Regions from separate parts of the Homo sapiens genome. Here all the other regions are linked to region 2. Evidence: chromatin loops called from intact Hi-C (ENCODE). Cell type or tissue: mammary epithelial cell. All regions are shown on one strand. Links, peaks and the distances in the headings refer to the core of each region. The heading gives the core; the rest is flanking DNA.

Evidence for each region. Peaks named below come from ENCODE experiments on the same cell type or tissue, not always from the same donor. Only the 100,000 strongest peaks of a DNase experiment are listed, where the experiment ranks them.
Region 1: it touches region 2 in a loop (6-fold over the local background); 8 of 110 quality-filtered maps call a loop at or near these places.
Region 3: it touches region 2 in a loop (11-fold over the local background); 23 of 110 quality-filtered maps call a loop at or near these places.

What each region holds. Positions count from the first base shown.
Region 1 is chr11:128,450,025-128,457,730 of GRCh38, forward strand. It overlaps LOC124902789 (a long non-coding RNA gene), which reads left to right. Exons shown (of 2, transcript XR_007062948.1): 2 at 1,696-4,106. Among named protein-coding and RNA genes, the nearest start is that of MIR6090, 69 kb to the right of the region's middle. RefSeq lists an enhancer at 2,098-2,277. In mammary epithelial cell, for the core only: no CTCF peak of the experiment used is centred there; a DNase peak (open chromatin) is centred at 3,607; H3K27ac peaks cover 2,055 bases.
Region 2 is chr11:128,027,941-128,035,646 of GRCh38, forward strand. No RefSeq gene overlaps it. Among named protein-coding and RNA genes, the nearest start is that of LINC02725, 64 kb to the right of the region's middle. In mammary epithelial cell, for the core only: a CTCF peak has its summit at 3,789 (motif pointing right); a DNase peak (open chromatin) is centred at 3,801.
Region 3 is chr11:128,286,118-128,293,823 of GRCh38, forward strand. LOC124902786 (a long non-coding RNA gene) reads left to right here and starts at 4,172. Exons shown (of 2, transcript XR_007062945.1): 1 at 4,172-4,207; 2 at 6,995-7,706. RefSeq lists an enhancer at 4,127-4,546. In mammary epithelial cell, for the core only: a CTCF peak has its summit at 4,080; no DNase peak of the experiment used is centred there.

The DNA of each region.
Region 1 (7,706 bases), core at 2,022-6,021, 420 kb after region 2:
TGTGTAAACTTGAGTGGTAGAGTCAGAATTTAAACACTGATTTTTATCTGTTGCAAATGTTGGGCTTTTCCCACCACCAGCAGAAATCTTGCTGGCCCTCAGCAAATATTCCTTTACAGCAGTCATTTCAAAACTTTTCTGACCCTATACTCCCATCAGTAAACATTTTTAAGAACCACCTTCAATACAGACATATTTATTTATTTATAAACTCCACGCACTAGCTAATATCTGTTAGCATTGCCTGGTAATATAATACCCCAGAGCACTAATCATCATTAATGACAATAAATATATATCCATGTTTAATGTAGTCTTCATGACTTGGAAAACTTTTTGGCCAGATCTTGTGAAATCTAATTAAATTGCTTTTGTTTTAGCTTCAATACATGGCTGGCAAATAATTTGTTCCAGGAGTAGAAGAAATGATATGGCATTCTTCTTACCTTCTTGGGCATGAGTTGCTCCTGCTGTCAACAATCTCCAGTTTCCTTACAGAAGAATTTTTAAGACACTTTTCCATTTTTTAAAAGTGATTCGGTTAAAATGGGATAATATGGTTTGTAAATCGACTCACTGTGTTTATGCAAGACCATGGAATACTATGCACCCATATAAAGGGATGAGTTCATGTCCTTTGCAGGGACATGGATGAAGCTGGAAACCATCATTCTCAGCAAACTAACACAAGAACAGAAAACCAAACACCACATGTTCTCACTCATAGGTGGGAGTTGAACAATGAGAACACATGGACACAGGAGGGGAACGTTACACACCGGGGCCTACCAGGGGGTGGTGGGCTAGGGGAGGGCTAGCATTAGGAGAAACATCTAATGTAGATGATGGGCTGATGGGTGCAGCAAACCACCATGGCACCTGTATACCTATGTAACAAACCTGCACGTTCTGCACATGTATCACAGAACTTGAAGTATATATATATATATATATATAAAACACCATAATATGCTAAAAGAGAAATCAGGGCACCAGTAGGACCTCCCCCACCCACCTTGCAGAATTTCACTTTCCTCACAGTGCTTCGCACGGATGCAAATGACTCGTGGGAGTCTGAGGGTACCGGGGTCCATATATACATTCAATATTAGTACATAGAAAAGTAGTTCCCATTTTTAGATTGAAAGTACCTATGAATAGAAGCTCTAATGGTTTCTTCCCTTATCTCGTGTTCTATTCTGCGCAATTCCTGGAGCGGGCAGTCCCCGCCTTGGAGACTCCTGCCTTACAGGAAGGGGTCACATATTCCTGAATTGGACCCCACTCAGATGCAGAAGGCTAAGAGTTTGGATGAGAAAAGCGGGCCAGTGAACAGGAGAGCCGGTGGGTGGGGTGGATGGAAGGAGGTGCCCACTCTGGAGGGCAAGAGAAAGGCACGAAAGCATGGGGCCACATGAGCGCGGCGTTCTGGGCCATCCCCGGTGGACTCCTGCCTAGGGGAGGGGTGCGTCGGCGGCGGCAGCCCAGTTTTCTGGATTTCTTTATTTCTGAGTCCAGGTCTTTCAGAAGCCTCTCTCCTAAATGCTCAAATACCAGAGTAAATGAAAACACTCTGCGGCACAATGATCCCTTAAGGTTTGTTTTCCAAGATGGAAAAGAAAGGCATTTCAGCCTTTTCACGGATAAAAATAACTTGCTGTTGATTTTGAAATCCCTTTCATTTGTCTCCCACAGACCAGCCCCATACAATGGTACTTTGTGCAAGAGCTCTCTGCATGGGCCGGCCGGGCCCCCTTCCCTCCGCCTGCCAACGGGAGGAGACGCGAGGCGCTGGGAGCTCCAGAGTGGGCGAGGACTTCGGGCAGACCCGGCGTTGCTGTTGGACATCATTCAGAAGTCCCCGCTCAGCGGGGGCAGCCCGAAGAGCAAAACAAACAGAGCGAGGAGTAGTGGAAAATGCTGAGTCCTGGAGCTGGCCGGAACGGCCTTCGCCTTTCCACGCCCAAAGCCAGCCGCTCTGCCCACCTGCAGCTGCAATAGCAAGCAGGGCCGCAGCAGGCAGGGAGGCCTTGGCACCAGAGCCCGTCCAGGGCTGGGAAGGCGGGGAACAGACACTCCTCTCTCTTCAGACAGGCCCTCCAGAGTCCTCACCCTGAAGGCTGAGGTCTTTTTCTTGTTCCAGGAGTCCAGTGAAAAAATAGTTCTCAAAAACGGAGAAAAAGACTTTCTTGAACTGCAGTTTCAGATTTACTAATAGAGTCCATTTACATAGCACTTACTAAATGTCAAGCACCAACACAGATGAATTGGCAATCACCATGTCAGTCCTGCAAGGTTGGTACTTTTATCCCCATTTCACAGATGAAAAAAGCCAGGCACAGAGAAGTCAAATAACTTAACCCAAGTTCACAATGCTCAACAATGGCAGGGCCAGGATTTACCACCTGGTTTAAAATTTAAAACGTAGGATTTAAAACCTACTTTACAGTCTTAAAGGTGACTGCCTTTTCTCTTCAGCTTATTAGATTTCCTCTCTAGGAATACAAGATGTGCAACACAAAGAGAGGAAACTCAAGATGGAGAGTAAAGGGAATGAATGAGAGACAGGAGAATCACCAAGGACTAGAATAATACAAAAGATTTATTTAAAAAGCAGGTGGCCATCGGCCCAGGAGAAGGAGTGTGAGACCAAGGTACAGAAGTGGCAAGAAATGCTGAGCTGGGGCTGGAAGGTATGACAGTACTAGTCAGACAGGCACCTGTTCTGTCCAAAACAGGATTCCAGAAGTAATGTGAAGAGGTCACTTGGCAAAGGGGGCTCACACAGCTCTAGGGGGAAACTGAGGATCAGCAGCTGGAGCAGAGAAATAGAGAAATGAACACCTTCTTTCTTTCCAATTACAGCCGCAGTGGAGGCAGATGCCCAGGGCTCCTAGGAGAGACAGATCGCGATTAGAAGAGAGGGCCTATGGCTGTCATGCAGGGAGGTCTGTCCATTCCTCTAAGCCAAGAGCTCTTGTCCCCAGAGGAAAGAGGAGAAGGAAGAAAGGAACAAACAAATGAACAGAGGAAGGAATGAAGAGAGAGAGAGAGAAGGAGGGAGGAAGGGCTGGAAGGAAGAAAGGAAGGGGCTGTTTTTTTTCTTGTGTTTGGAAGAACAAGCTGCCAACCCTCATTAAATGCATAGGATTGGCTTTAGAGTTACTACACCTAAATTCTAATTCTGTCTCTGTCACCGGTTAGTAATGTGATCTCATGGAAATCACTGAAACTCCCTTAACCTGAAACCCCATGTCTATACAATGAGGACACTGGAATTCACCTCTAAGGTTCTCTCTGGATCTAAAATCTACACTCTGATGATACTGAGACCAAGGACAGGGACTTTGATTGTTGCCTTTTCATGCCACCCAAGGTCTACATCCTAGCACAGTGCCCACCACCCATCCACACCGACCAGACACCCAGGGCTAGTGATTCTGTGTTCTCAACACCTCTCTGATGTGCCATAGCTGCTTCTCTTGCATGCAACTCTTCTGAGCATGAAACAGTTTTCCAACTGGTCTCCCTGCCTCCACCCTTGTCTGGCTCTGATTCATGTTCTGCTCCACAGTCAGAATGATTTTCCTAAGCACAGGTCGGATCATGTGACTTAGCCTGCTGGAAGAGCCTCAGGACTCCACGTCACTCTTCACACAGCCCACAGGGCCCTGGATCATCTCCACACATTCTTGCTGTCCTCTCCTCACACCCACACTCTTTTGCACTCTGTGCTCTAGATCCATAAAACTACTTCCAGTTTCTCCATCAGTGTACACACTTTCTCACCTCTCAGCCTCTGGACATGCATTCCCCACCACTGGAACCTCTTTCCCTCCCCACTTAACTAACTGCTACTCACCTGCAGGCCACACATTCCTTCAGGTTAGGTTCCTCCTATGTGTCAAATCATATTGTTACTTCACTGGATGGTGTTCCCCTTTATTTGTCTATAAATTGTAATTTACTGGAAGTAGACGGAAGGAAAAAAAAGTGTGTTTACCTTCTTCCTTATGGTTTCCCTTGTACTGAACCCAATGCCAACCACACGGCAGGTGCTCAAGGGATGTTTGTTATCTGAATAAATTTGCTTGGTGGCGTCACTATGTAGGGCACCTTCTAGATATAACATCCTATAGTTCTGTAAAGTGAGATGTCAGTGACTCTGCATTTTCAGTTTCTAAAAACTGAGAGAGATAAGGCCTTCCACCACCCAGTGATCCAACTTTCTTAGTCTCCTGTTCCCAGCCTAAGCACCATTATTTAGCAGATTCTTGTGTCCATCAGAACTAATAGAAATGATTATCATGATCAATACTGAATCAACTGAAATCGGCTTTAAATCAGGATGCATTCCCTAGAAATCGGATGAAATTTAGTACAGTGTGGGACTAGAGACAGGGCTAAGGGTATCTGGGAAGAGAGAGATCTGCATTCTAGTACCAGTTCTGTCATTAATGAGGTGACATTGGGCAAGTCCTCTGGCCTCTCTAAACCTTGAATTCATGAATGCCTAATTGAAGAGGTTGCACCAGATAATCTTTAAGGTCTCTTTTGACTCTAAAATGTAGAATTTTAGAATTCTGGCATTTGCTCTTCTTCTCATCATCCTCTAGGCCATTACTGGGTTTAATGAGGAGACTGTATAAAGTATCGTACGACCAACAGGAACTGCTCTGAGTAATTATGCCAGGACAAGGGATGGACTCTGAGACTATTCCAGGTACACCAGAATGTGTGCTCACTCTTATTTTAATTGTCTTTCTTGACTGGGCTTCAGGTTTGGGGCTGTTACTTGTAGTTGCAGAGAGAAGGCTATTTGGAATTTATGATCAGGGCTCTGATCTGAGATTTCACAGAGGCCACACTCATGGGTTCCTAGAGCAGCTAACACATGCCACCATCATGCACATGGCACACCTGGTCCCTTCCTGCTCTAAATGGGAAATCTGTGCCCAGAGTTAGCACCGCCTTCCATCCATACCCTGCTGAGTTCATACACTCACCTCAGCCCACCCGTGTTCCATGATTAGCCAGTGAAGCAAATAAATCCGCTTGGGCTCTCGTGCACAGCTCTGTGCTATCATGATGAAAACGTGGCCATGGAGAAAACAGATATTTGAATGAAATATCTGTTACCCCTAAACACTGGTCACACTAGTCATTGTTTTCACCGTCATTCTTACCTTGCCTCAAATATGGATAAGCCTCTCACATTACAGGTGCACTGGCTGCACTGTATTTGCAAACTTCCTTATTCCCATGGAAGGCAGAACAAATGGAACAAAGTTGGTCTACCTGAGAAGTAGATTGGCAGAGGGAGTCCCCCAGTTCAATCACACTTGGAGTTTTGAACTTGCCTTCCCCTGAGATCTGTAAGAACAATGACTATTTCTGATGAACACAACACAGTTCCAAAACCATCTGGAAGCTCCCAGTCCCATCTCTTCTTCTAAAGTTAGGAATATCCTTGTTTCACAGAGGCAATCCCAGACCAAACCCAGTACTCATCATTAGCTTTTCAGGTTTGCAAAGACAGTTGCCACTTCTTTGAGTATACCTGTACATGTGCTATTTCTAGGTACATTTGGGGGACAGCCTTTGACAAGGTACAAGGAGAGTCACAGCTTAAATTACAGGTTTGCCTATAAAAAGGTTAAAAAGAGCCTGTTACTGCCCAGGGCCAGTGGCTCAGGCTGACCATGTGGAGTGGAGAGAGAGAAGGTAGTGACTCTATCTTGACCCTCACTAATTCCCACAAGAGGCTGCTGAAAACATCCTTGTGCCGCTAAATTGTATCACATGGAATGACCAGGGCTGACCTGACATCAAAGCTCTGTAGAAATGCTGTCGTCCAGAGAGCACGAGAGTCTGAGTGGCAGGGCAGAGAGATTAGAGATAGGACTGTAAACTCAAACGGGCTTTGGGGATTTTGCAGCCTGCCACAAGCCTGGCCTTTGTTGATTCCCTAGGTTGCTGTGGGCAGATGATCATCGCCATCATTACTTTGGATGTCAGGACATTGAGATACACCAGGCAATCTGATGCAACTGGCTTTCCCAGGGCAGAAGCATTTGCCAGGAAAGTGGAAACAGGGAAAGGGACTGGAACATTGAGTAAATCAGGAAATAGCACTGACCAAGGGACAGAGAGGCCAGAGCCACTTTACCCCCTCATTTGGGGTTCTAAATTCTTATCAAATTTTTTTTCCTCAAGTTCAAACCTTGTGGCATTTTCACCAATTGATCAACAACTGCCTTTATCAGACTCCTTGAATCTCTGCCTCACTGCAAAAAGTGCCAGGGGAATGCTTTTCTCTTCTATTATTTAGGTGAGGATTCTCACGGCATGGAGGGATCTCACAGAGTAGTGAGATGCCAGCAGCATGCCGAGCCAATATGCCCATAAATGCAAGGGCCAGGTCCTTAATCCAGCCATGAGGATGGTCAAGGATCCCTGTATACAAGCCAGAGAAGGGACTTTGTACAACTAGAACTGAGTCGCAAACCATCTTCCAGAGCAGCCCCTGGGGAAAAGCAGAGGCCAAACAGCAGTATGGAAGTGAAAAGGCTCACGTACTGAAAGAAGACTTTGTCCTTGTCCCATATTTGATGTGTGAAACGTACCCCTTAGTAACCAGGCCTGTGGCTCCCAGAGCTGGTGAGCCATCAGCCAGCATCATCAAAAGAGACTTTTCAGCGTTCTATGCCAGCAATACGGCATCATGGAAAGAACAGGGCTTAGAAGTCAGATGGTTCTCTGATGAACCTGATGACCTCTTGTACTCTCTTCCACCGTAGGCTCTAGAATAAAATGAGCTTCATGCCAAGTAAACATGGAATGTGGATAGATATCTACACAGGGGTCACAAAATTAAATTCTACAGGGACAAGGCAGGAATGTCAATGTGTGGGCCTGACCTATGAGAGTTAAAATAGGGGACTGATATGCACCTAAAGGAGGCAGCTTCAGTTCAGTGCCCATGGTGGTTGCTATGAAGGAATATGCTAGAATCCAAAGACATCCCATTAACCTACTACGGTACATTCTTCTTTTGGGTTGCGTGGGGCAAGGGGTTCCTACACTGTGAAGGCAAAAGTGCACATCTCTATGGCATGGAACCAGCCTGAGTGTGACCTCTAGTTCACATTGTTTGCCTCATTGTACCCAAAGCACAAATCACAATCCTTTTCCTTTTTAGGTTTAAATAGTTACATTTCATTCATACACCTCTGCCGATCCATTTGTTTTTCTTTTCTTTTTGTCTTGGGTGCTGCAGCTTGCTCCAAAGTTATAGCAGTCGAGTCAGAGTAGACTTGGTTAATTTTCTTATCCCATCACCTTCTGAAAGCTGTTCAAATCTACAGAGTGTGACCATCACCTCCTCTTTCCCTTGTGTCTCCTTCTATCCTCACCTTACCCGATCCTCCCAAATTCTGCAACTGCTTTTGAAGATACTGTCTCCTCTACAGACCCCCATCACTGCAGCTTCAACTGTGGTCTCAGCAGTATTGTTAAGAGGAATCACCAAAGCCCGGTTGCCTGAGGGCTCCTCATCTGAACTCTGGCTCCTAGTGGGAGAAGCGTAAGCCTAAGCTGAATTATTCAAGTACGTCTTGTATCTTTGACCCTGGTGAGCACTGAGTCGGGTACTTGGAGGGATAACTGCAACTTGGCACTGAAGAAAAGCTCTCTGGTTGAATCCT
Region 2 (7,706 bases), core at 1,921-5,920:
TCAGGAAGCTTCCAGTCAAGGCAGAAGGCAAAGGAGGAGCAGGCACATGACACAGTGAGAGCTGAAGCAGGAAAGAGGAAGAAAGAGGAAGGAGGGAGGCCCCAGACTCTTTTAAACAACCAGATCTCACATGAACCAACAGAGTGAGAACTCACATTGCTGCAAGGACAGCAGGAAGCCATCATGAGGGATCCGCCCCAGGACCCAGACACTAAAGAAAAGTGTCATCAGGCTCCACTTCCAAATCTGGGGATCACATTTCAACATGAGATTTGGAGGAGACAAACATCCAAACTATATCGGGATCATTTTAAATGTATATATACTTCCCTTATTCATGAACTGACTCTAGAATTTAATGCTCTTGTAAACAGTATTTCTTCTATAAAACAGTACTTGTCATGATAAATGTAAATAATTGATTTATTAATATTAAATAAATATAAAGCACTTAAAATGATGCCAAGCACATGGTCATTGCTATAAGAAATTTAGTAATGATTATTGTTATCCCCATTTTACAAATTGAAGCATATAGATGCTGAATAATACAATCCATCCCAGTTATCTGTCTTAAAACTCTGGGATCTTATCCACTTTGCTCCATTTCAAAAGATACAGTAAATAAAAGTAGAGCGCCTGGTTGAAGTTGGCTGATCACTGGCCCCTCAACTGCCCCCTGATTCTGCAACTCCTGAGTGAACTCTGTGGCCCAATAGTATTCTATGGAGCACAGTTTGAAAATCCATAGAGCTTGATGATCCTTCTAGTTCCAAAATCCTATGATCACCAGTAAGATCTGGGCAAATCCAGTCCTATCCCCTACCCAGGTGGCTATTGGCAAGATGGCTGCTCTGACATAGGTATTCAGGTAGCCACCTTAAAATAAAATTTCTTTCTGTAAGCTACACAGGTTTAATCTATATCCTTAGAACAGATAAAGATAGCAATTGGTATTCCAAGCTGTCATCCCATCTAGACCAGGATCCGCTCTTTAGCCGCAGAAGCCAAAGAAATGTGGCAAATGTTCCATCACCCTCATCTCTACTGGGTCTTCCCTGGAAATTTCTGAGAAAGAAAGATGTGGTTAAAGAGGCTCAGCTGTGTAGATATCAGGGGCAAAGAAGAAAATGATGCAGTTTATCAATGCTTGTTAGACTTGGCCCTTGGAAAAGTATAGAACCTCCCAGTAGTTGGGAAGAAGTCCTTGCCATCTGCTCCCTTACATAGTTCTTTTACATTTTTTTCCTGTCAGCCAAAAGTTCCTTGACTTTAGCTCTCCAAGAAGGACTTAACCCTGTACCCAAAAGCCACTGTAGGAATTACCACTCTATTTGCCCATCTGGCAGCCCCTGAACCAAATCTGTTGACAGCTGGGACTATTGACTCATTATTTTGTAACTTTTATCACTGACCAATGGACACATGATCCTGCCATGTTGATAAAGGGAATGGGACAGGAGATTTCTCTAGGGGGGGGGCCACAGGGGGACACTCCTGGTTTGTCCCTGTGGCAGCATCCTGATGTTTAGAAGAATTATAGAAAGTTAATTTAGGAGGACTGACATGCCATTTTAATGCAGGCAAACTAATCTGTAAAAAGTCACCCACCCACATGTTAAGTACCTGAACTCCTGGCTGGATCTGGGTCTGGAGTTACACAAGACCACGTGGCCACAAAGAAGGAGCCCAAAGCCAAGTGGCATGAAGCCAAGGGAGAGTGAAAGGGCATCTGGGGGAAGGATGGAAGCAACTGAGCTGTCCCATTAACAATGCTATCCACGGGGCCTGGAAAGAGAAGTAAAAAAATTAGAAGTACAAGGTGCAGGATGGAAATCTCCAAACAGGTCTTGGAACAAAGGGGAGGAGGCAAGTCCTGGAAGGAGACCCTGAGCTGCTTAAGGGAACCTCAGGGGCCTTCTATAGAGAGGCTGCACCTCGCCTGAGGAGGGTGGCAGCAGCAGTTCAAGGTCACTGAGCTGGCGGAGACATGATGGGCCCAACAGAAAGGGAGATGGCCTGAGGAGAGGGGTGATTTGCTCAGAGCCTTCTTTGCAATGCATTCCTCCTGGTTTTTATTTCAGCATGAAAGCTTCCAGGGAAGCTGGGATGAAAACGTGCAATGGGTTTGCTACACACAGCTATTTGTATCTGTTCTGAGCATCAGGGAGTGGATAAAGAAGAAAGAATGAATACAAAGGGGTACCAAGGAAGAAATGGGGCCAGGGTCAAGCTATAATTTTCTGGCCTGAGTAGAATATCTGTGGCCTGGGGGTTCCAGAAAATGATTCACAAAACTAACACACTTTGACCATGCAGGTTATTGTCAACTCTTATTTAAGGCAAAATGTGGTTTCTTTTCCTCTAATGGTTTCTATCTCTTGAATTTTTATTCTCTTTCAAATCTAGTTGATATTCTTGAGAGAAATATTCTTGATATAAAACTATTTAAAGCAGTTATAGAAGGAAAAGGTTGGGGAAAGGTTGTCCTTCCGAATTGGGACAGCCTCTTACAACCTGGGCCCTCTGCAGGACACAGTGGTGGAGCTGCGAGCTTCACCAGGTGCTGACTTGGTCCTCGCCCAGTGCTATGACTTGTCGGCTCGGTTTCAGTTAGGAATGCTCCCAATGAATGTTTCAAAGACCCTGACTACAGTGGCTTAAGCAAATGGAAAAAAACGCCTTTCTTCTATAATGTGCACTCCCAGGTGAATGGGTGGATGTTCACAGGCTCAACTACATCAGCACCCAAGTCTTTCAAGTCTCTCTGTTTTGTTTTCCCCATTTTATGCTTTGAGCCACATGCCCTTACTCCAGGAGAAAGAGGGCAAGAGAAAAGGGCAGCTCCTAATATCCGGATATTAAAGGCTTTCTTAGAACCCCACAGCAGGCATCTGCTTACATCTCACTGGCCAGACTATGCCACATGCCTGAAGAGGGCAGAGGAACTGCGTGTGACTTGAGCCACTCAATGAAGTCAGCCTCAGAGCACAATAAATACCTGGGGAGAGTCAGGAAGAGAAAGAGCAAAAAAGGGAATCAGGAGAGGGAGGAGAAGAGGAGGAAAGGAAGAGAGAGAGAGAGAGGAAGGAAGGAAGGAAGGAAGGAAGGAAGGAAGGCAGGCAGGAAGGCAGGCAGGCAGGCAGGCAGGCAGGCAGGCAGGAAGGGAAGGAGGGAGGGAAGGAGGGAGGGAGGGAGGGGGAGGAGAAGAAGGAGGAGGAGGAGGAGAAGGAAGGAAGGAATGAGTTCAGTGTTTGAGGGCAGGAAGCATCCAGCACGGGAGAAAGGGAGGGAGGAGAAAGAAAGGTGGTGTCGGGGCAGGAAAGAAGGGAAGGGAAGGAGTCTGGGCTTTAATTAAAAAGAAATGAATTGAAGTTTCAGACCTATTGTTAACTAACCGTGGGGACTTGAGAAAGTTAAAGTCTTTGAGCCACATTCTTTTTCATTTATAAAGTGGAGATACTTATATTTAATCCACAGGTATTTTATGCAGATTAAATATTTAGAGTATGTAAACAAACGTTGTAAACTGTCCTGTAGGGCTAAGCATTTTAACAAAAACATTGATCCAATATGAAAGCGTGATTGGTGACAGTCACTTGGCACTTCAGGTTAATTTCCAGGAGAAATTTCAGTGTGGTTTGGGCTTGAAAAACCTCTGCCCCAAGATGTGACATACAAGTGAAATATACACTATACCCCTCTATGATAATTTCAGGTATTGATTTTACACAGGCAGAACTGAATTGCAGACATCTTAATGAGGATCATGGTGCAGAAGGGGCACTAGATGGCAGCAAAGTTCTATGTTGGGATTTCCCAGGGGTGCTAATCAAAGTATAGCAACTAAGTACTTTATAAAATAGGAGGACGGACGTGGTGGCTCACGCCTGTATTCCCAGCACTTTGAGAGGCCGAGGCGGGCAGATTTCGAGGTCAGGAGTTCAAGACAAGCCTGGCCAACATAGTGAAACGCCGTCTCTCCTAAAAATACAAAAATTAGCTGGGCATGGCAGCATGCGCCTGTAGTTCCAGCTATTTGGGAGGCTGAGGCAGGAGAATCGCTTGAACCCGAGAGGTGGAGGTTGCAGTGAGCTGAGATCGCACCACTGCACTCCAGCCTGGGCAACAGAGCAAGACTCCGTCTCTAAAATAAGTAAATAAAAATAAAATAAAATAGGTATGCCGCATCTATGTTATGCTTATTTCTCTTTGCAGACATCTCACACTCTTGTGTTTGTCTTCTCTGGAGGTGAAAGTCAGCCATCTCAGTAGAAACTTATATTTGAGGCTTAATTAGGGAAAATTAGGAGCTTAGGCATAAAACCTTAGCCAGTTACTGATACGTGGCAGTTTCATTACCTGGAAAATGGGAATCATAACAGTATTAATATCTATGTCTTGGAGACTTGTGACATTTAAATAAAATCATGTCTGTAAAGAACTTTGCGCAGTTTTGGGGGTAAAGCAGACAGGATGTTGGTAATTTCTGCTCACCTTTCTCTTCTTTGGGTCCTTTTGTTAAGAGAACACTGATGAGGCTTCTCTTCTAGGGACCTGGGTGTTGCGCATGGGTGAGGAAGAGACACTGGATGGCTCAGTGTGATTATGGCCTAGAGAAAGTGTGGAGGAGGATCATGAGCTGGAAAGTGCTGGAAGATGAGAGGTCTAGGGCCCCAAGGTGAGAGGCCAGCACCTAAGGACAGACCGAGAGAGAGAACCATCCCCATTCACTCAGATGGCTGGGAAAATTGAAGAACAAGGGTATCTTATAATTAATTTTCAGTTGTTTATTGTACTATTATATCACACTCTTCCTATCTCTGAAACTTAAACAGAGGTGTCTTGCACACCCACCAGCATCGCTAGTGCTTTTCATCCCACACTGCATGGGGCACAGAGAGGTGACGGCCATACGCATCAACGAGGGAGAGTTAATAGTAGAGGCAGGCAGTAGAGCAGATGGACTTTTCCAGGGGTCTGCAGAAATTCCAGGACTTAATATGGGGCTCATATAATCTTTACCTAATATGTTGTGGTGCATTTAAAATACATTAAACAGGCCAGGCATGGTGGCTCACACCTGTAATCCCAGCACTTCGGGAGGCCAAGGTGGTTGGATCTCTTGGGGCCAGGAGTTCGAGACCAGCCTGGCCAACATGGTGAAACCCCATCTCTACTGAAAATACAAATATTAGCCAGGCGTGGTGGCTCACACCTGTAATCCCAGCACTTTGGGAGGCCAAGGTGGTTGGATCTCTTGGGGCCAGGAGTTCGAGACCAGCCTGGCCAACATGGTGAAACCCCATCTCTACTGAAAATACAAAAATTAGCCAGGTGTGGTGGCTCATACCTGTAATCCCAGCTACTCGAGAGGCTGAGGCAAGAGAATCACTTGAACCCAGGAGGCGGAGGTTGCAGTGAGCTGAGATCACGCCATTGCCCTCCAGCCTGGGCAACAGAGATAGGCTCTGTCTCAAAAAAATAATAAAAAAAATAAAAATAAGTAAACATATTTGGAAATGATTTCAAGCTTACTGAAAATTGAAGAATAAGATTAGTGCAGCTGTAATCCCAGCACTTTGGGACGCCAAGGCAGGCAGATCACCTGAGGTCAGGGCGGGGCTAGCCTGGCCAACATGGCAAAACCCTGTCTCTACTAAAAATACGAAAATTAGCCAGGCGAGGTGGAGCATGCCTGTAATTCCAGCTACTCAGGAGGCTGAGGCAGGAGAATCACTTTAACCCAGGAGGCGGAGGTTGCAGTGAGCCGAGATCACACCACTGCACTCAAGCCTAGGCGACAGAGTAAGACTGTGTCTCAAATAAATAAATAAATAAATAAATAAAATAGTGCAGAAAGACTTATATACCTTTTGCTCAGACTCCTGTCTTGTTAGAGTTGACCCATTTTGCTGTCATCTGCTCTATATGACTAAACACTTTCCATAGGTTTTTGCATTAAACATTTGAGAGCAAATTATATACATCCTGAATCTTTACTTTTAAATACTTATGCGTGCATTTCCTATGAATAGTAATATTCATTTAGCAGTAACAGTATATTTATCAACATTGGTAAATTTAACATTGATGCAGTAACTTTAGTCTGCCATCCACATTCCAAGTCTGACACGTGGCTCACTGATGTCCTGAATAACCCTTTTTCTTTTCTAGAAGAGAATCTGGGCTAGGCTCAGTTATTTATTTGCTATTTATATCCTTTTATCCTTATTTTTTCTAGAACACCTCTACATCGTTCTTTGTTTTTTAATGCCATTGAATAACAACTTGAATAATACTTTTTAAAAGGATTTGAATAATACTGCTCACCTTGTTTAAAAAAGTATAATGTTCCCCATTTTGAGTTTATCTGACACTTTCTTGTAAACATGTTCAGATTGTGCATTTTCACCCCACATACCTCATAGACGATATTGAGTACTTTTCAAAGTACCTGGAGACATATTAGATCAACTGTCCCTCACTGATGATATTAATTTTGATCACCTGCCTGAGGTGCTTGATTTCACCACTGTGGAATCACTGCTTTTTTCCCCTCTTGCAACAATAAGCAATCTGTAAGGAGATATTTAAAATCACGAGGATGTCTTGCTCTTCTTTAAAACATCCCCCAAATCTAGCACCCATTGTCTGTTCATTTCTGACCCAGTCTTTATCATAAAGTTTGCACATAATGGTTTTCTGTCCTCAGCTTTCCCTCCATATTTACTAGGCAGCACCCAGCATTCTACTGCAATCAAGAGTCCTCCTGCTACCCTTTATTTATCTATTTATTAGCTGTATGGACTTAGACATTCCTAGGTTTTCAAAGGTTTATCGTTAACTACTGAATTTAATAATTATGATGCTCAAAATGTCTCAGATTTGGCCAATGGGATTCCTTCTGGGCTGGCTCTTGTGTCTCTGCGACATGCCCCCATTATGTTTTTAAGCACTTCCTTAACTTCCGGCACAACACGATATTCCTGGCACATCTTGTTCCTACTTTCTCTGCCATCACCCCGAGGATTCTTGTTTCCTTTTCATACAGAGACAGATTTGAACACTAAGCACCCTCATTGCTCCTAGGCTGTCTCTCCTTCTCGGCCCTCTCAATGGACAGTGTTGGGAATAATTGCATATGCACCTGCACATGCAGGGACAGTGCTACAGAAGTGTCTACACACATACACGCCATGTGCATTCCTACACACACACTTCTGTATGCACACGGGAGCAGGCACACATACATACACAGGGTTTAGACAGCATGGTTGACCACTTGTGATGGTGAATATTGAATGTCAACTTGATTGGATTGAAGGGTGCAAAGTACTGTTTCTAGGTGTGTCTGTGAGGGTGCTGCCACAGGAGATGAGCATTTGAGTCAGTGCACTGGGAGAGGCAGACCCACTGTCAATCTTGGTGGGCACCATCTAATCAGCTGCCAGCACAGCTAGTATAAAGCAGGCAGAAGAATGTGAAAAAATTAGACTGGCTTAGCCTCCCAGCCTACATCTTTCTCCCGTGCTGGATGCTTCCTGCCCTCAAACATCGAACTCCAAGTTCAGCTTTGAGACTCTGACTGGTGTCCTTGCTCCACAGCTTGCAGACAGCCTACTGTGGGACCTCACCTTGTGATCGTGTGAGTTAATACTCCTTAATGAACTCCCCTTTATGTATACATCTATCCTGTAAATTCT
Region 3 (7,706 bases), core at 2,022-6,021, 260 kb after region 2:
TATGTACCTGTGCTAACAAGCACTTTGCTCAATTGCCAAATATTGTAAATATTGTTAAGGAAATATATTTAATTTCTATCAACTGCTACTATATATGGAGTCTACCTCCATATCCCTTTCCCAATTATCCATTATCCACTAGCCTTTAGGATGTCATCAGGACATTCAACCCTTGTTCCTTGCAATTTCAATTCAAGTTTATTGTTTTAGTTTTGGATTTTTCTTCTCAACTGGCATCCTGCCCGCATCTGTAACAACCTCAAGACATTGAACAAGAATGACATTTATGATTCATATTGCAAGCTAAGGTTCTTTACTCTTAATACTCTGACCTTAAAACCCTTTGGCCTTCATCTATGCTCTCTTTGTGCCTAGAACCATTTCCAGGACCAGCATTTGACATCTTCATGTGGCAAAAGAGAATTCCTGATTTTCTATAATGCCAATCCTCACCCTCACCCACTTCAAATCTGCTCCTCTGTAGTCTTTCTCATCTCTGTAAACAGGACCTGCAGTTGTTTGAGCCAAAAGTTTAGAAGTTATCCTTGATGCCTCTTTTCCTTTTATCCCCCAATGCTAGAGCATTTCTTGTGATCTCTTATCACATGGTTGCCTCTATCTAGTCATTCAGGTGTTGACTTAGCTGTTCTTTGAGACCTTCCTTTCCCAATTAGTGTATGGTAACCCCAGCCACCTTCAGTCACATCACTCTGTTTATATCATCATCACCACCTGATATTTTCTTTACTTATTTTTTTCATATTGTCTGTTTCTTTCTGCCTCCTGCCATTGCTATAGATCACAGCTCCATGAGGACAAGGAGCTCGCATGTCATATTGACTATTAGGATCATAATAGTGAGGCGCAGAGTTGGTAAGCAAAACTCACATGCATTCATGCTTTTGGAATTCACCTTAATATCAGGCCTCCTGCCTTCTGATCACAATAAGGCCACAGCAATTTCTCACCCTTCATTGTGATCTGTTGTCCCTCAGTGAATCCCTGATTTCCCATTTTCCTGCCCACTTCTGGTCCTGAGGTGGCCTTGTCAGTGCTTCTCTCTTTCAAACGCTGGAATCCTCATGTGCTTGGCTGTTCTTCTTACTTCTAGTGCTAGCTTCTGCCTCCTGTTTTCTCTTTTCCCACTCCCCAGCATCCAAGAGTAGCTCAAGAAATTCATAGCATGGTGCTGATTTGATCCATAATAAGCACATGTTATCTAAGGACCTTCTTCGTTACGCTTTGTCAGCTCTTGTTACTAACAAATGAACTATCTTCAGACCTTCCTCTCACGGTTATCCAGAAAGAGGATATTTATGGTTCTGGCCTCAATTGTCTTACTATCAATTCATTCATTGACACCTGGCTGTTTTGTTTTACAAAAGCCCTTGACTATTTTGGGTTCCTCTAACCTTGGAGTTCTGGCTAAGTCTTGCCTGATAATTTTCTCTAATGTTCTGGTTTGAGTCCACTTTCCTTCCTTTTTCTCCCCTTGATATTGTGCTCACCCTGATGGCTTCAATTACTTTCATTAGAACAATTCCAAAATCTATATGTGTCACTCGGACTCTCATCCTTAATCTCAATACTATGCTTACAACTCTTCATTATTTTATTAGGAATGTTCCTCAGATATCTTAAATTTATCAGGCTTCACTCCAGACTTACAGTCCTTATTTCAAAGCTACCTCTCATTTTTCCTATTTTTTTGTCATTGTTAATGATTCTCTCAAATTCTTGTTCAAGTAAGTACAAAACTTGGGAGTCATCATTTACATCACTTTTTTTTTTCTTTCAGCCTCCTGATCCATCATGTTTTCAGGTAAGCCTGGAACATACAGGCTGTAAAATGCCAATCTTAGAATAATATCAGACTTGTATATAATGGTTACTGGTCTGTAATGCAATGACAAAAATAAGACAGTCCAGTGGGTTAAGCACAAAACTAAAAACTTATTAACCTAGAGGACTGCCCTTTGTAGCGAGATTATGTCTTGTCTGCCTTTTCATGTGTTAACACCGTCTCATTTTCATAAAGCAGAATTGATGGTAGTGTTCATTTGTTTTAATGTCCTCATGGGACAAAATTACACAGGGTTATTTTTTAAAATAATCAGTTAAATCTAAAACTCAGGTGAACTCTGCTGTAAATTTCTATTCGCAGTTTCTCTCATTAATCCTTTCTTTCCATTCCCACTGCCATCACCCAGCTCAGGCTTTTATTGCCATTTTTCTTGATAATTACACAACCTCTTAACCAATTTCTTGGTTTCCATGGCTTTGCTCTTTTCCAATATCCTGCAAACAGATCACTATCAAAAGAAACTTATAAAACCATAACTTTGGTCATATTACTGTCTTTCACAACATCCACTGCCACCAGCACCGGGGCCACCACCACCAGTGGCTATCTCTTGCCTGCTATGATCCGAGATTCAGCTAAATGCAAGAGCTGGCACTGAGAGCTCTCCATGGTCCCTGCACTTTGTTCATGCTGACATAGTTACTCCCTTGCTCACTACCTTGTGTTAGTGTCTTCATAACATTATCACTATCAGGAATACTCATGTATTTGTTGCTGTGTACCATCCGTCCCTGTTGTACACATATACCAGAATACAAGTTACTTGACGATAGGAATTTATCATTGTTCGCTATTGATCCCCAAGGCCTACGCCACAGTTTAGGTGTGCTATAATTGTTGAAAATATAAACAGAAAAAAAGAAAGAATAAAATCTCTCTCATTCCCAGTACCTCTCCTTAAGTCAGTGGTTTTAAACCAGGAATAATTTTGCCCTCAGGGTAACATAGTATATAGGTCTTCCTTTCTACTGCAGCAAAGGAAAACAGACCAATGCTTCGGGGAAATTAGCACCGACATGTTCTTGGTGACAATCCACTTTAGAGGACAAAAAGTATCATGTACTACTCATGTGCCACAGGGAAACCAGCATTCTAGTCTCCCCATCAGTGGTTGCTGAAAGTTGGATAAGCTGTGGGCAGAAACATACAAAAATGGTGAACGTGAATACAGAGAAAAGGGCTGTCAGAGACGAGGCTGTTACTCTGGAAAACCAACCGCTCCTTCCGCAAAAGAACTCATAATGAATCAAGTGTCGGTTTAGCTGAACTCTTTGTGAATGGAATGCTTTCTGTTGAATGAATGCAGTTCTGTCATGTGCAAAGCCTGACTCAAAATGAGCTGAGATATGAGCATGATTTAACTGATTGATGACTTCAAGCGTTTTCCCTCTGGTCACCCACAGTCGTTTTGGTTTTAGTCTGCAGCTCAGTAACACCCAGGTTGTAGGAGAAATCCAGTCATTTATGATATGACTAGATCATTGTCCATTGACTATTTTCCACACTGATAAGCTCTGCTAATCAGAGGACTAACGTCTTCAGGCCAGTGACAATCTTTTCATTTACAGTTTTCTTCCAATCAGAGAAATGGGGCTGGATTGTAGAATCCTGGAATTGAGAAGGAAGGTCTACAAAAAGTCATTGCATTTTGTTCTGTTGTCATTTTGTGATTGTACCAAATTCACTAAGAAATATAATGATTAGAAATATGATTACAACTTTCAAAGAGAGACACACTTTGATGCCTCTTAGGTGTTTCTGGTCTCTCAAGTCTTACAATCAGAAGGCTTTATGTTGTTTTGTTCTGTTTTCTTGCCAACATTAGACTCACAAGTCCCTCTTCTAATTTGTTCTTCCTTATCCCATCCACTTATTTAGGAAAGTGATACATAGTACAAAATTACATGTAGGTCTTCTGTAGGGAATAAGTTTTATATAATCAAAGATATCCAGCAGTTTTACTATAACATCTCTTTTTCAAAATAGAATTTTATTCATCAACCCTTGCAGGGATAAGACAATGATGCAGAGAGTTTGTCCTATTAGTCTTAACACATGTTTGTACCTGTAAACTTAGGATTAAATCTGTCCTTACTTGGCATCAAACTAGAAGCCTAAATGTCAAGTAAAATTGAGTTATCTCAAATATCCCGGCCATTATAGAATATGGTTATTAGTCTGGGTCAAGGCAGTGTCATGTCTTCTAAAATCATGCCGCTAGAGGGAGTAAAACCCAGCAGTCTGCAAACCATCCCAGGCCAAAAGAGCAACGTTGTCTGTTTCACCTTTCTCTTTAAACAAATGATCCTCAGCTTGGTTGCCCCAGAAAAACACCAGCATCTGGTGAGTGGTGTTTATTCTGAGGTTACTCTTTCTAAAAATAGTTTTCTGAAAACTCGCCCTGGTCGGCTGGGAAGCACACAGGCGGAGTGGCGAGCCAGTGAATGGGAGGCTCTCCTGCAGCGGGGGCACCTTAGAGGCTGGTTGTGTGGGCCAAGAATGCACTCGAAGAGCAGGAACAGAGTTTGCAAGGGGGGCTGCCGGTGTCCACGGGAACCGTGGCAGGCCAGACACACCCATCCCTGGAGAAGCAGAAGGTCGGCTAGGAGCTATGAACATCCTTGCTGAGCCCCAGAAGTGAGGAGCAACAGGGGAGGAAGGAGGCTCCTATCTTGAAGCTGTTGGGCACCTACGCAAGTGGCACAGGGAGGGGCAGGGTGTTGGCTCCGAGTGAGAGATTTGCTTAAGCCAGATGGTGGCCGATGAAGGAGGCCCAGGCAACCCCTTCTGGTCTTCCAGACAGCACCACAGGTTTGTGTGGGTTGGAGGGGTGCTATCTGTCTGTCCATCCACAAGCACATGCCAGAAAGAAGAGGATGGAGGAGGTGAAGATTTTGGGGGGTTCTCATCATTTTCCCTTTCCAAGTTTCATCCTTATCCATGCTTCTAATCACATGGAGACCATTACCACTGGGGGAGTCATTTCCATTTTTCTTTAGATTCCATTCTAAAATCCCCTAAAGACCTAAAGTAAAGAACGTCAGCAGTGGCATTTCTATTCCTCTAAAGGGTATTTTAGACAATAATTTTGGATAGCCCCACACTGCATGAAGCAGGGAACTGCATGCCCTTCCTGCTCGGGAGCCCAGCCCTGCCTCCAGCAGCTCCAGCTTCCTTTCCTCTCTGTCATGGTGCTGCCTTCTGATGAGCAAGAAGTTAGTCCCGACTGGCCCTCGGCAAGCTGGGGCTTCTAAGAGAAGAAGGGCTGGGCTGCCCCCTGCAAATCCTGGATAATGCCACTCAGGGAACGGGAGAAGCTGATGCGCAAAATATGCCATACCCCGCTGCTTTCCTCTCACTCAGACCCCAAGTCAGGTCGGAAGCAGCTCTTCCAGACCTCCCCCAAGGCAAGTTGCTAGAGGATAAGGCTTTTATGTGTTTCCTGATAAATGTGTGGGAGAATCCAGCCTCCCTGGATACTGGAGAAGTCTCCTATCTGGAATTGCAGTGTTACTGCTGATCCAGCCTCCCTGGATATTGGAGAAGTCCCCTATCTGGAACTGCAGTGTTACTGCTGATCCAGCCTCCCTGGATATTGGAGAAGTCCCCTATCTGGAATTGCAGTGTTACTGCTGAAACATGTAGTTTCTGAGCCTTTGTGTTAAGGCAGAGAAAAATAGCAAACTTGGTATTAAGAGAATTCTGAGTTCTCATGCTTGCTCTATTCACAGCAAACTCTGATTTCAGACAATTCATTGCACTTCTCCAGGCCTCAGTTTCTTTGTCTATAAAATAAGAATGTTAGACAAGACTTTCTGTGATGGCTTTTCTGGTTCAAAATGTCCATGATTTCTGTCTGGTGAATGTACATGGGGTTTTATTGTTGTTCGTTTTTTGTTTTTTCTTTAACTATGTCTAGCCTACTACCCCACCTAAAAGTCAACAGAGAGAGCTCTGGGGTAAAGTGCATGCCAACCTCAGAGTGCATAGCCATACTGTGTAGGAGGAAGCAAATTTAGAAGGAAACAGGCTTCATTTATTCTGCCTGATATGGTTATCTCTCTGAGGCTTGTGCCCATGCAAGCGAGATGAGAGTGCGGAGGAAGGCGGGGGGACACGCTGTCAAATGTCAAATGTTTAGCAAAGACTTTGAACTCTGACAATTGAGTCTTCCGGTAACTTGTGTCTCTACTTTTGCAAAAATGGAAGACGGGGGAAAGAAAAAAGAGAGAAGGAGAGATAGGCAGAGAGAGAACAGAAAATGATTAAATATGACACCATGGTCATGTAGGTTTCATGCAAAAATTAGGCAAATAATATCTAAATTACTTGCAAGTAATTTCAGCCTCTTTTCTTTGGCTGTCTTTCAGAAAATCCCTGATAATAGCTCTGAACTAACACTGAATTCCAGGTCATCATGATACTCTTCCCAGCACATAGACATGGGGCCACCGCGCTTGTCCATGTGCTGAAAAGAGGCACAAATGTCCGAACCTACTGAGAATCATGCCAGTGTAGGATGAGAACATTCCTAAAGCCTCAGCCCTCGAGGGCTACATATTTGTTTAAGGAAAATAAGGCATGTGCATACACTAATGAACAATAAAATGGAACAGTGCAAGGTATGATTCGGGGCAATATTTTATAAAGGTCAAGTACACATAGGTGGGAAACACATCTAGGAACTCTCATGAGCAGGGTGGGAATTAAATGTTAAGGTGGGTGTGAGTTTATATATAATACAGAGGGGGTGTATTTTGAAGAAGAAATCATGAAAAAAATCACATTTAGCTGTCAGCCACCTCCTCATCTGCATGTTTTGCCAATCAAGGACATAAAATCTATCATTCTGTGCTTCAAGTCTCCACATAGTAACTAGAAGACACAGAAAATTCTTATTCATTTTGAATTCTGATAATTTAGTGCAGGAAATGGGTGATGGCAAACTGATTATGTATGAAGAGCCCTCATTTTGCTGGTGAAGCCTGGGTATGCCCAGCTACTAATAACAAGTGGTCAGGCAACCATGACAGCCTCCCTATGTGAATATAATGCTAAATGTATCTAAGCGAATTTAGGACCACCTGTTCTGATTTATTTTTTAATCCTTCAAATACAACATGGAGTTAGATGGCTTCTCCATCAAGACTTCAATCTCAAAGGGCAATACTGTGCGGCAAAAGAAGAGCTGGCTCCTGGAGGACTTCTGGGGCCCCAGGCATGGATCAATGTTTGCATCAGAAAAGAAAGCCTGTCAGCAATGGAGGTGCTGGAGGATTTCTGGAAGGGGGGGGCCTCATTCAAGACCACCAAGGGACTGCTGACTGTTCTCGTTCATGACGCCTCTCTTCAAGGAAATTGACCCTCCCAGAGTGCAAGACGGAGAAAAAGGTTCTTAAGAACTTCCCCTGGAAATCACCACTGAATGGATGCCAGGCAATTCTAGAATCTCCACTCTTTGGTTTTTTGGGCCCTTGGATGGATGAGAAGTGATGTGCAGATCTGATGGGAAAAATGGCAGAGACCACAGCTTCTCTCCTAAACCCTCATTCATTGCCCATCGGACAATTCTCCTGTTTCCGATCCTGTAAGGTCACAAGGATTTCTCATTTCAGGTAGACCAGAAAAGAAGCCACTGATGGAATGCTGCAAGAAGGGGTTTACCATGCGGTGTGATTTCTGGGACCCCTTCTTCCCTGTTGAAAATATTTCACAGGCCCCCAGGACCTCCCCCAAAAGACAAGGGCAGAAACCAAAGAAAATGCACTGTTCCAATTTTGTCCAGGCTGCCTGTGGAATGAGAAACCCATGAGAAAGTTATTGAGACTTCAGTTTTCTATTC